Linked DNA regions of Homo sapiens: region 2 is linked to region 1. A link is an interaction called in ENCODE POLR2A ChIA-PET data of the cell type or tissue named here. Cell type or tissue: HepG2. All regions are shown on one strand. Each heading gives the region's core, and the rest is flanking DNA. Links, peaks and the distances in the headings are about the cores only.

What was found. ChIA-PET counts read pairs that join two places held together with the same protein. Peaks named below come from ENCODE experiments on the same cell type or tissue, not always from the same donor. Only the 100,000 strongest peaks of a DNase experiment are listed, where the experiment ranks them.
Region 2: POLR2A ChIA-PET joins it to region 1 with 8 read pairs; 10 of 35 experiments call an interaction of 5 or more read pairs at or near these places.

What each region holds. Positions count from the first base shown.
Region 1 is chr9:34,043,318-34,046,229 of GRCh38, reverse strand. All of the region lies in intron 1 of UBAP2 (ubiquitin associated protein 2), which reads left to right. Among named protein-coding and RNA genes, the nearest start is that of UBAP2, 4.1 kb to the left of the region's middle. In HepG2, for the core only: no CTCF peak of the experiment used is centred there; no DNase peak of the experiment used is centred there.
Region 2 is chr9:33,939,173-33,942,084 of GRCh38, reverse strand. UBAP2 (ubiquitin associated protein 2) reads left to right here. Exons shown (of 29, transcript NM_001370062.2): 16 at 223-436. Among named protein-coding and RNA genes, the nearest start is that of SNORD121B, 6.3 kb to the right of the region's middle. In HepG2, for the core only: no CTCF peak of the experiment used is centred there; a DNase peak (open chromatin) is centred at 1,504.

The DNA.
Region 1 (2,912 bases), core at 231-2,730:
AAGTATATTAGCAAGGGTTAATGCCTGCTCTAAAGAAGCAGTCTGCAGGCATTTACAGATTGTAAAGTTCTCTGCCCTTAAGCACATCTGTCTTTATTTTTCCTTGTGAGAAACCTGTATGTCAGCAAATACCCGTTCATTCTTAGTTGTTATTTTGAGTAAATGGAGCTCTTAGTTGTTATTTTGAGTAAATGGAGCGTTCTTAAAAGCTAAGTGTTATGGTACCCATGGTGTTGACTGGTAAGTTAGTAGATCTCTGATAGATTTTAGAAGCAGCCGTTTTTTCCAAAGAGTGGAGATACAACCTGAAGGAAGGCAAAGAGAGGGAGGACATGTAGGGAATATCACCATGTAATCTTTGTGGTAGATTTTGAAGTAATTTTGCCCCAACTATCAAGTATTTAGGAATAGGATCCTTTTTTTACTAACTCAAAGAATCAAATTTATCAGATTAGTTTTTACAATTTTAATGTAAACCACTTATGCTGATATTTCCTGCTGAGTTTACTTGACATTTTTTAAGTTTCTCAAAGATGCTCCTTAAAAATTTTCTTTTGTGACTGGGCACTGTGGCTCATGTCTGTAATCCCAGCACTTTGGGAGGCGGAGGCGGGCGGGTCACGAGGTCGGGAGTTCGAGACTAACCTAACCAACATGGTGAAACCCCGTCTCTACTAAAAATACAAAAATGAGCCTGGTGTGGTGGCGCGTGCCTGTAGTCCCAGCTGCTCCAGAGGCTGAGGCGGTAGAATTGCTTGAACCTGGGAGGTGGAGGTTGCTGTGAGCCATGTGCCATTGGACTTCATCCAGCCTGGATGGAGCAAGACTCCGTCTCAAAAAAAAATTTTTTTTTTAATTTTTATTTTTTTCTACCCTTTTTTTTTTTTGAAGACAGTCTCACTGTTGCCCAAATTGGAGTGCAGTGGTGCAATCTCGGCTCACTTCAAGCTCCGCCTTCTGGGTTCATGCCATTTTCCTGCCTCAGCCTCCCGAGTACCTGGGACTACTGGCGCCTGCCGCCACGCCCGGCTAATTTTTTGTATTTTTATTAGAGACGGGGTTTCACAGTGTTAGCCAGATGGTCTTGATCTCCTAACCTCGTGATCCGCCCGCCTCGGCCTCCCAAAGTGCTGGGATTACAGGGGTGAGCCACGGCGCCCAGCCTTTTTTTACCCGTTTGTAAACAATGTTTGATAAGTTTCCATTTTTTGATAACTAATTTTCATGCTGGACATAGCATAATTGAATTGGAATCCAGTTAACTATTTGGATTTGAAGTATGAAATAGGGCTCACATTAAGGAGTAGAGTAGGTGTTTTATTTAAGACTAGGTAATACTCTTCATTTATTTATTTATTTATTTACAGATGGAGTCTCGCTCTGTCACCCAGGTTGGAGTGCAGTGGTACGATCTTCGCCCACTGCAACCTCTGCCCACCGGGTTCAAGTGATGCTCCTGCCTCAGCCTCCTGAGTAGCTGGGGTTACAGGCGCCTGCCAACACACTTGGCTAATTTTTGTAATTTTAGTAGAGATGGGATTTCACCATGTTGGCCATATTGGTCTTGGAACTCCTGACCTCAGGTGATCCACCTGCCTTGGCCTCCCAAAGTGCTGGGATTACTTGCGTGAGCCACCACACCTGGCTTCTTCTTTTATTTTTATTTTCTTGAGACAGTCTTTCTCTGTCGCCCAGGCTGGAGTGCTGTGGTGCCTTGGCTCACTGTAACCTCTGCCTCCCTGGCTTAAGTGATTCTTGTGCCTCAACTTCCCAAGCAGCTGGGACTACAGGCATGCATCACCACGCCCAGCTAATTTTTTTTTTTTTTCGAGACAGAGTCTTGCTCTCTTGCCCAGGCTGGAGTGCAGTGGCGCTATCTCGGCTCACTGCAAACTCCGCCTCCCAGGTTCACGCCATTCTCCTGCCTCAGCCTCCCGAGTAGCTGGGACTACAGGCGTGTGCTGTCAAGCCTGGCTAATTTTTTGTATTTTTAGTAGAGACAAGGTTTCACCGTGTTAGCCAGGATGGTCTTGATCTCCTGACCTCGTGTGTGATCTGCCCGCCTCGGCCTCCCAAAGTGCTGGGATTACAGGCGTGAGTCACCGCGCCCGGCTAATTTTTTTTTTTTTTTTTTTTTTTGAGGTGGAGTTTCATTCTGTCACCCAGGCCAGAGTGCAGTGGTGTGATCTCTGTTCACTGCAATCTCCGCCTACTGGGTTCAAGCGATTAGCCTGCCACCGTGCTCTGATAATTTTCGTATTTTTTGTAGAGACAGGATTTTGTCATTTTGGCCATGCTGGTTTTGAACTCCTGACCTCAGGTGATCCACCTGCTTCGGCCTCCCAAAGTGCTGAGATTACAGTTGTGGACCACTGTGCCTGGCCTTTTTTTTCCCCCTGAAACATGGAGTATATGTTTAAAAAAAAAAAAAGTTGGAGCCTGGCTCCATGGCTCCTGCGTGTAATTCCAACGCTTTGGGAGGCTGAGGTGGAAGGATTTCTTGAGCAGGAGTTCGAGACCAGCGTGGGCAATATAGTGAGACCCTGTCTCTATAAAAAAAATGTAAAAATTAACTGGGCATGATTGCATGTACCCAGAGTCCCATCTACTTGTGAGGCTGAGGTGGGAGGATTGCTTGAGGCCACAGTGAGCTATGATTGTGCCATTGCACTCCAGCTTGGGTGACAGAGTGAGACCCTATCTCCATAAATAATAGGATCATACTTTGCATACTTGCTGATTTTTATTGAAAAATACAGCATAGTTTGGGTGTGGTGGCTCATGCCTGTAATCCCAGCACTTTGGGAGGCCGAGGCAGGTGAATCACTTGAGCCCAGGAGTTGGAGAGCAGCTTAGACAACGTGGCAAAACCCTGTCTTTACTAAAAATACAAAAATTAGCTGGGCATGGTG
Region 2 (2,912 bases), core at 99-2,598, 100 kb after region 1:
ACCTCTGCCTCTCAAAGTGCTGGGATTACAGGCGTGAGCCACCGCACGCAGCCTAAGTATTCTTAAAGATGTCCCCCTATCTCTCAGTTAAATTAGGTGGGTCTCATTTGGGATAATAAATTGATGCAGTAGTTGCATCTCGTGAAGCTGTTTATGTTTTTTTTTTTTTATGAAGCTATTTAAAGTAACAAAATTATGTTGAATATTTTTGACTCTTTTCAGTGAGCCTTTGAATACATCTTTATCAATGACCAGTGCAGTACAGAACTCCACATATACAACTTCCGTCATTACCTCCTGCAGTCTGACAAGCTCATCACTGAATTCTGCTAGTCCAGTAGCAATGTCTTCCTCTTATGACCAGAGTTCTGTGCATAACAGGATCCCATACCAAAGCCCTGTGAGTTCATCAGAGTCAGCTCCAGGAACCATCATGGTAAGTGGTATTTTAGTTTTTTTCTCAGAAGATGTCCGTCTTATTTGGAAATTAATGTTTGGTTAAATTATGCTTCTTGGATATGATTTTATTTTACAAATTGACTAACCTTTTGAGTAGAATCCTTATAGTTCATTGAGTTTGTTTATAGTGGGCATCTCTAGCACCCATGCTCTTGAGTGTGTGGATAGATCTGCAGGTTCATACACTTTGTGGAGAAAACCAAGCATGCGTGTAGTATGAGCACTTTGGCTGTAGTACTGGGTACTTCTACATTGTCTGAAATATCTCTGAATATTTCATGTACTGCTTTCTCTCTGATTGCCCCATTTGCTTTGAATGTATTTGCTTCTTCATCACTGTTAGGTATTTTTGTGTTAAAATTATGTATTTTCTACCTAGTTTTTGTTAATAATACTGGACTATAGATAAAGGAACCAGATCTATTTTTGATATAGTTTTAAAGTTTTACCCTTCTAGATTCTTGCTAACTGCATATCTGATGGTCATTGCCAGTTGTATTGCTTTCTGTTAAGTTGAGATGTACCAATATCTCCTGAGAATCTTAGAAAGAAACTTAAAAAAGAACAAGTATACACATTTCATGTCACACTAGTAATACTTGAACATCATTCTGTCCCAGGAAATTAAAATAATATGGATGACACTACAGGCATACCTTGGAGATACTGCAGGTTGTTTTATACCACTGCAATAAAGAAAGTTGCGCTAATTTTTTGGTTTCCTAGTGCATATAAAAGTTACAATGTGGATATCTTAATTAAAGATACTTTATTGATAAGAAATGCTAAAAATTAATATGTGAGCATTCAGTGTGAGCAATTCTGTGGATTGTTTGTTTTTTGGGGGAGTACAGGTTCTTGCTTTGTCACCCAGGTTAGAGTCCAGTGGCGCGATCACAGCACACTGCAGCCTTGACCTCCCGGGCTCAGTGAGTCCTCCCACCCTAGCCTCCCAAAGAGCTGGGACTACAGACATGCATTGCCATGTCTGGCTGACTTTTGTATTTTGTTTAGAGACGGGGTATCACCATGTTGCCCAGTCTGATCTTGAACTGCTGGGTTCACGCAATCCACCTATCTTGGCCTTCTTCCAAAGTGCTGGGATTATAGGGTGAGCCACTACACTGGGCTCTTTGTTCCTTTTATCACTTGACATTATTTTGTAAATATGACATGATAGCTTAGGATTTCAGCTCAACAACTCTGTATGTCCAAGGTTTCTGAGTAAATTTTTAAGCCAACAATTTTTATTAACAGTGCTGGAACTTGATAATCCTATGAGTAAATCCAAGCCCTTGCCCCACAAGAACCCCTCCTAGGGTGTATACACCCTCACACACACATTTGCAGCATCTTACTTGGTGTAGGCAGCTGAGAAAAGTATAGATATGCTTCCAGTTTAGGAAGAAGCCTTTCTAGAGCCAAAGAAACGACACTGTGGTGGTTCCCATATTAAATCTGCCTGCATGCATCCGATGTCTTAACTGCATTTGAATTAAGGAATCTTGTCGTCGTGGCCTTCTTCCTCCTCCTCCTTTTTTTCTTCTTTTTCTTTTCTTCTTCTTTCCCCTCTCCCTCTCCCTCTCTTCCCTCTCCCTCCTCTCCCTCCCCCTCCTCTTTCCCCTCCTCCTCACCCTCCTCCCTCCTACCTTATTTTTTCTTCTTCTTCCTTCCTTCCCTCTTTCTTCTTCTTCCTTCTCCTCTTCTTCTCCTCCCCATCCTCCTCCTCCTCCCCTCCTCCTCCTCCTCCCCTCCTCCTCCTCCTCCCCCTCCCCCTCCTCCCCCTCCCCCTCCTCCCCCCCTTCCTCCTCCCCTTCCTCCTCCCCTTCCTCCTCCCCTTCCTCCTCCCCTTCCTCCTCCCCCTCCCCCTCCCCCCCTTCTCCCTCCCTCTCCTTCTCTTCTTCATTTTGATACAGGGTCTGGCTCTGTCACCCACTGAAGTGCAGTGGTGTGATCACAACTGCCTGCAACCTCAGCCTCCCGAGTAGTGGGGACTGCAGACACATGCCACCATACCTGGCTAATTTTTTTGTAGAGATGGGGTTTCATCATGTTACCCAGGCTAGTCTCAAGGAATCTTGTCTTATAAAGCACACAAATGGCTGAGAGCATTAAAAACACATAGGAATCTGGGCGCAGTGGCTCACTCCTGTAATCCCAGCACTTTTGGAGGCTGAGGCAGGCAGATCACCTGAGATCAGGAGTTCGAGACCAGCCTGGGCAACATGGTGAAACCCTGTCTCTACTAAAATACAAAAATTAGCCTGATGTGGTAGTGCGTGCCTGTAGTCCCAGCTACTACTTGGGAGGCTGAAGTGGGAGAATCGCTTGAACCTGGGAGGCGGAGGAGGTTGCAGTGAGTGGAGATCACACCGTTGCACTCCAGCCTGGGTGACAGAGCAAGACTCCATCTCAAAAAAAAAAAAAAAAAAAAAAGACATAGGAAATCAAAT